Linked DNA regions of Homo sapiens: region 2 is linked to region 1. The links are chromatin loops, found by intact Hi-C in ENCODE. Cell type or tissue: CD4-positive, alpha-beta T cell. All regions are shown on one strand. Links, peaks and the distances in the headings refer to the core of each region. The heading gives the core; the rest is flanking DNA.

Evidence for each region. Peaks named below come from ENCODE experiments on the same cell type or tissue, not always from the same donor. Only the 100,000 strongest peaks of a DNase experiment are listed, where the experiment ranks them.
Region 2: a loop joins it to region 1, with 2.3 times the contacts of the local background. A loop is called at or near these places in 4 of 110 quality-filtered maps.

The regions. Positions count from the first base shown.
Region 1 is chr9:129,487,139-129,490,033 of GRCh38, reverse strand. It overlaps LINC00963 (long intergenic non-protein coding RNA 963), which reads right to left and starts at 1,374. Exons shown (of 5, transcript NR_038955.1): 1 at 735-1,374. LOC124900275 (extensin-like) reads right to left here and starts at 85. Exons shown (of 4, transcript XM_047424330.1): 1 at 1-85. RefSeq lists silencers at 1-164, 1,169-1,528 and enhancers at 1-216, 1,537-2,196, 2,857-2,895. In CD4-positive, alpha-beta T cell, for the core only: no CTCF peak of the experiment used is centred there; DNase peaks (open chromatin) are centred at 333, 743, 1,333 and 1,873; H3K4me3 peaks cover 2,121 bases; H3K27ac peaks cover 2,340 bases.
Region 2 is chr9:129,436,061-129,438,955 of GRCh38, reverse strand. LOC105376291 (a long non-coding RNA gene) reads right to left here and starts at 1,810. Exons shown (of 3, transcript NR_188645.1): 1 at 297-1,810; 2 at 77-193. RefSeq lists enhancers at 1,422-2,066, 2,067-2,711. In CD4-positive, alpha-beta T cell, for the core only: no CTCF peak of the experiment used is centred there; DNase peaks (open chromatin) are centred at 879 and 1,805; H3K4me3 peaks cover 1,975 bases; H3K27me3 peaks cover 1,264 bases.

The DNA.
Region 1 (2,895 bases), core at 151-2,650:
GGGTGAGCCTGGACCGGGGCAGGTGCTGGGTGGAGGTGGGGGAGTGAGAGCCAGAGCTCTCAACCAAGCCTCTGGGAGGCCGCAGGGCCTGGGATCGCAGACCCGAGCCTAATCCCTGCTCAGCCCAAGAGCTGTAGCCAGAAGGTTCTTAGTTTCCCCTCAGTAAACTGAGGTTCAGGACATTTCTGGGGCACTTGCTCTGTGTGACTGGGCAAGGGCTGGGCAGGCATTTCCAGCATGAACACGCTTTCCCAGGCCCACTGGTTGGAGGGCACCGAGGGGAGAAGGGGGACAGAGGAAAGGAGCCGGAAGCAGGATCCAGAATTTGAACCTAGGTGGTCTGACTCCAAGAGGGCCCTCTCTCTCACTTGACTTCAATAGTGACATTAGCCAACTTCAATAGTGACCCCAGGCGCGGTGGCTCACGCCTGTAATCCCAGCACTTTGGGAGGCCGAGACGGGTGGATCATGAGGTCAGGAGATGAGACCATTCTGGCTAACACGGTGAAACCCCGTCCCTACTAAAAATACAAATAATTAGCCGGGTGTGGCTGCGGGTGCCTGTAGTCCCAGCTACTCGGGAGGCTGAGGCAGGAGAATGGCGTGAACCCGGTAGGCGGAGCTTGCAGTGAGCCGAGATCGCGCCACTGCACTCCAGCCTGGGGAAAGAGCGAGACTCCGTCTCAAAAAGAAAAAAAAAAAAATTGACCCCAGTAGTGACAACAGTGACTCACCTGCCCCATGGGCTTCCAACTGCGATGGTTGTGCTCTCCTTTGACCCTGTATCCTGGGGGACTGCATACGGTAATTATATTGTTACTGCGCCTTTTTAGAGATGAGAAAACTGTGGTCAGTAGCAGAGTGGCCTGACCAGGGCTCCAACTCCCCCGTCCTACTGCAGATGATGTGGGGCAGTTTTCTTAGCACAGGCTGGAAAGCTCTCTTAGGTAACACGTGGATGACAGCGTGTGACCCGGCAGAAAAGAATTGTAATTCCGGGTGGCTGTACGACCTTGGACGGTCCTTTTGCCATCTCTGGGCCTCGATTTACCCAACTGTACAATTCGCCCCGTGAGTCTAGGAAGATTTGCTGAGCGTCTGCCAACTGGCAGATGAGGAACCGAAGTTCAGAGAGTTGAAAGCACTTGCCCCAGGTCAGGCGGCCGGCTTCGAAGCCGGATTCCGAAGGCGTGCCCTGCCCTCGGCCCCCAGCGGTGTCGTCCTGCCCCCAGGGGGCCGCGATGCGGGGCCGTTCCAGGCCCTGCCAGCCTGACGTCAAGCCCGGCCGGCGGGGCCTCGCTCTGCACAAACAGACGCCGCAGGCCAGCGTCGGGGCCGGGGGCGGCGATGACTCAGGGCCCCGAGACGGGCCGGGAAGCGGAAAGTTGTGTGCAGATGACATCAGCCGGCCGCGAGGGCGGGAGGGGGCCGGCTCCGGGAAACGGCGGCCTGGCGGGCGGCCCGGGGCAGGGCGTGGAGAGGCGGCCGCGGGGCGGGGGCGGGGACGCCGGGACGGGACGCTCGGGACCACGAAAAATGTCCCCACTCCCGCCCGCCCCGGACCCAGGCCCCGGAGCCCGGCCCCGCTTTTCGCCGGCGAGGAGCGGGCTTCACCCGCCTGCAAAGACTCCGCGCTCCCCCGCGCTCCGGAGGCAGCCGCATCCATCCTGCTGCGTCCCTGCATTTTAATTACCGCCGTATTAATATTCATGAGCCGGGACTCGAGGGGGACCGCGGGCTGTCATTTCCCTCGCCCGCCCTTCCCCCACCGCACCCCTCTTCCCGGGCTGAGTCGTGGGCTTTTTTCCTCCCGTTCTCAACCCCGCTCGCACCAACCGTTGGTGCGCAGCAGATTTGGGGGAGGGGGGTTGGTGTGAGTGTGAGCATGAGTGTGAGCGAGTGTGAGTGGGGAGGGGCCGAGTGTGAGTCTGTGCCTGTGTCTGTATGCCTGTGTGTACGTGCCTATGTGTGCCTGTGTGTCTGTCGGCAATCCCAGGGCCGTGTGTGCACATGTCTCTGATGTCTCTGTGGGGCTTGGAGAAGGGCCAAAGTCTGTCCAAGTTAGCAGGGCCTGACTGTACAAATGGGGAAACTAAGGCCTGGAGAAAGGCTGGGCCTTGTCCAAAGCCACCCCATAGGTCAGTAGCACAGGGAAGCCAGAGCCCAGGGTCTTGCGTTTGGCCGACTCTGCTCCCCGACTCTCCCGTGCTGTTGTTTGTAACAATGGCAGACAGGATGTGCTGAGCCGGCACCTCTCATATGGCCTTCCCAGCAAACCTGTGCAGCACGTGGTCCTATCCGTCCCCCGTGCACATAGGGAAACTGAGGCAACTGGTCCAGCCAGTGAGGGGTGGACTGGAGCCCAGAAGTGTCTGAATCCCAAGTCCCTGGGTTTAACGGCCCCACTGTGATGCCTCCTGGGGAATTGTGGAGTGTCCTCACTGGGGTGATCCGGGGGTACCTGGAAGTTCCTGGGTGCCCGGGCATCAGGGGGGTGTTTCCCCAGAAACACAGCCCACATTCTGTTTCCCTCCCAAGTCAGTCATCAGATGAGGCTGCCTTCCTGTGGCTCTCCCAGTCCCTCTCTGTCCTCTCCCCATCCCTGAAGCCTCCCAGGAGCTGCCCTGCACACCAGGCCTTCCTCCCTGGGCCTGAGGTCAGGCAATCACTCATTCATTCATCCAACAAATGCTTCAGTGCCAGTCACTGTGCTAGGCACTGGGGATTCTCTGCTCCCTACTCTGGTCATCTCTACCTGGCCTAGGAGCCTCCAGGCCCACAAGGGGGCTGTTCACCTCTGTGTGTGAATGCTCACTAGTGGTGGGGGACTAGGGGCACCTGTGCACAAAAGACAGCTCTCACCCAGCCTTGCCACAGAGGTCTGGGGTGCCCACA
Region 2 (2,895 bases), core at 291-2,790, 51 kb after region 1:
GGACGCTGCACTAGAGGCTGAGGTTACGTGGATGAATAAGGCACGTGGAAAAAACAACAACAACAACAACAACAACCTCACTTCAGGCAAAAGTAGGAGGCTTCCTCAACACAGCCCGGGGTTCTTTCCTCCGCTCCTGCTGTCTCGCTTCCTCCTTGGCATGGGCGCTACACGGTGTCTCGGCGCCACTCCCCTAAGTTAGGAACAAGCGAATTCCGAGATGAACGGTGCAGTCCTGGCCTCGAGGGGCCCTACGGAGTGGGGCAGGTGGGCACATAAATAAAAAACATCATCACCTGAATGGCGTGAACCCGGGAGGCAGAGCTTGCAGTGAGCCGAGATCGCGCCACTGCACTCCAGCCTGGGCGACAGAGCGAGACTCCGTCTCAAAACAAACAAACAAACAAACAAACCATCATCACAATGACCGGGGGTGGGGGCTTCTCCAAGTGCTTGATGCTCTGCCAAGGAATTCACTGGCATTAACTCGGGGACCCCTGACCATAAGTGAGTTTTCTCATTTTACCAGTGAGGGAACCGAGTCTCAGTTAGTGCCCTGGGGAGCAGATTCCGTCTTGCCCTGGGGGTCTGGGCCTCAACTCCGGAGCCTTTTCCGGGAGAGAATCCTCTAGCCGCTGAGCTAGCGGCTAATCACCCCCCAAAAGCAACAGAGACAAAAGGCAAGGAAAGGGGTTGCACAGAGGGTGGAGGCAGGACAGGTCCCGGTGGCTGAGCCGCCTCCCCCCACCTCGTGCCTAACCACGCACAAGTGGATTTGGTCCTGGAAGCACACACCCCCTCCGGAGGTGCCATGGGCTCCATCTGAAGGTCAGAGAGGGGACAGTGGCCAAGGCCATCTGGAAAGTGCCGCGGCAAGGGTTCAAACCCTGTCGGCCTGATTGCAAAGGCCCTGTCGCCCAGCGTGGGACCCAGCAACCGGCGCTGTCCAGAGACCCCGGTCCTTGGCCCCTGCACAGGCTTGGCACGGAACACGTGCTGGATACGCAGTCAGCCTCCTTCCTTGTCCTCCTTCCGCCATCATGTGACCTTGGTCCCACCGTTCTCTGTTTCCAGGCCTCAGTTTCCCCATCTGCAGAGAGAGGGGGTTGTCCTAGGGGTGCCCTGGCTCCCCTGGAAGCCTCCAGTACCTTAGATTTCCACTGGGGAAGCCAGGAAGGGCAGGTAGGGCCCCCTGGGGCTGGAGCAAATTTGGGGTTCAGGGCTGTTTTCTGGGGTGAAAGCTTGGAGCCCGAGGAGAGCCCCGCGGACGGCCCCAAATTCCCCAAGCCAGCAGCCCCGCTTAACCTTCCCCCCTCTGCCACCCAGAGCCCCGCTGGACCAGACTCGGGCCCCCACCCCGGAATCGCCCGACACCCCTGACTCTGGCGGGGGGAGGCCCCCACCGGGCCGGCCGGAGCCCCCAGCGCCTTGAAAAGCCTCTGGCCTCCCCCTCCCCGCCAACGCCCGACCCGCGAGCTGCGCAGGGAACGAGGGGGAGCGCCGGCGAGCGCGCAGCGAGAGTGGGGGAGAAATGCAAATGCGTTTTATCCTCCTTTCTTTTAAATGCTGAAACCAGCCTTGACAGCCTCTGAAAATAAATGGCACCGACTCGCTGGGATTTCAAATTCCGTGATTAAGGGCTGAAGCAAATACTTTTTCCCTCCCTCCCCCGCCGCCCTCCCTCCGTGGGCTGATAGAGCGGCGGCGGGCCGGGGACAGCTTTTTGCGAGCCTGCCAGGAGCTCTGATACGCAGCCTCCCGCCCGGCTGCGCGGCGGCTCGGCTCCGGGCTGTTTATCACGAGCGCTCACGCCGGCAGCCGCGAAAGCAGCTTTAAATCCCCTGCCCGGCCTCGGCGCCCCCTCCTCCCGCCGGCACGCACGCCGCGGTCAGGCACGCGCGCGCGCGCACACACACACACACTCACACGCACAACATAAGGCACACGCATGCACGTGTGCACCTAACGCACACCGCACGATGCACACACGCACGCGTGCACACACCCTCAGAAAAACATGCATGTTATGGGAGCACGCATACGTGTGCACACTGGCACATATGCACACACGTGAACACCCGGCCCTGGTGAGCGTCTGCCTGTTCTCCAATGAAAGGAGGAAGCCAGGGAAGGCTGCAAAGTTGGGGGGATGAGAGGAAGGAGAGGAGGGGGCCAGGAAGAGAGAGGCTTTTCTGGGTTCACAGTTTGCAGGGGCTGCCTGAAGGCAGCCTAGCGTGGGGGGCGGCTCTGAGGCACCCGCCAGCTGTGTCCTCCCTCGTTCCTCCCCACAGGGCTCAGTGCACTCCTCACACCCACTACAGTGACTCCGAGCTGCCTCAGTCTCCCTCCTTCCTTTCCGGCTCAGTACTCTGCGGGGAGCGGGGGGCGGGGTCGGGGTGGAAACACAGCTCCGAGTTATTATGCCTTTTTAGGGCTTGGATTCCCCATCTGGGAGACCTCCAGGCAAGACGCCCCGCCCCTCCTTGAACCTCACCTGTGAGGAGCCCACTCAACCAGGGTCACGCAGCTAGAAAGAGGGACGGTCAGGATCCTCGCTCTGAGGGGTTTGGGGGGAAGGAGTAGGACCCAACAACCTTCCTCTGATTCTGAAAGAACCACCTCTGCTCAGACAACCCTCTGAGTGTCCCCTCTCTCCCCCATGCTGGGCTCCCTCTGCTGTCTAGCGGCAGCTGACAGATGGGTGATAACAGGTACACCCAAGTACCTGCTAGAGGTGGCTCCACTCCCCGGACAGTCAAGCTCAACTCATGGAGCTCCGACAGCGGGCGAGAGGTGAGGAAGCAAGGCCTCGCGGTGCCTGCTGGCCGCGTTACACAAACTGCCCAGCAAAGGGGAAGGTGGGCAACGTCTGGAGAGGCACGGATGGAGACCTTC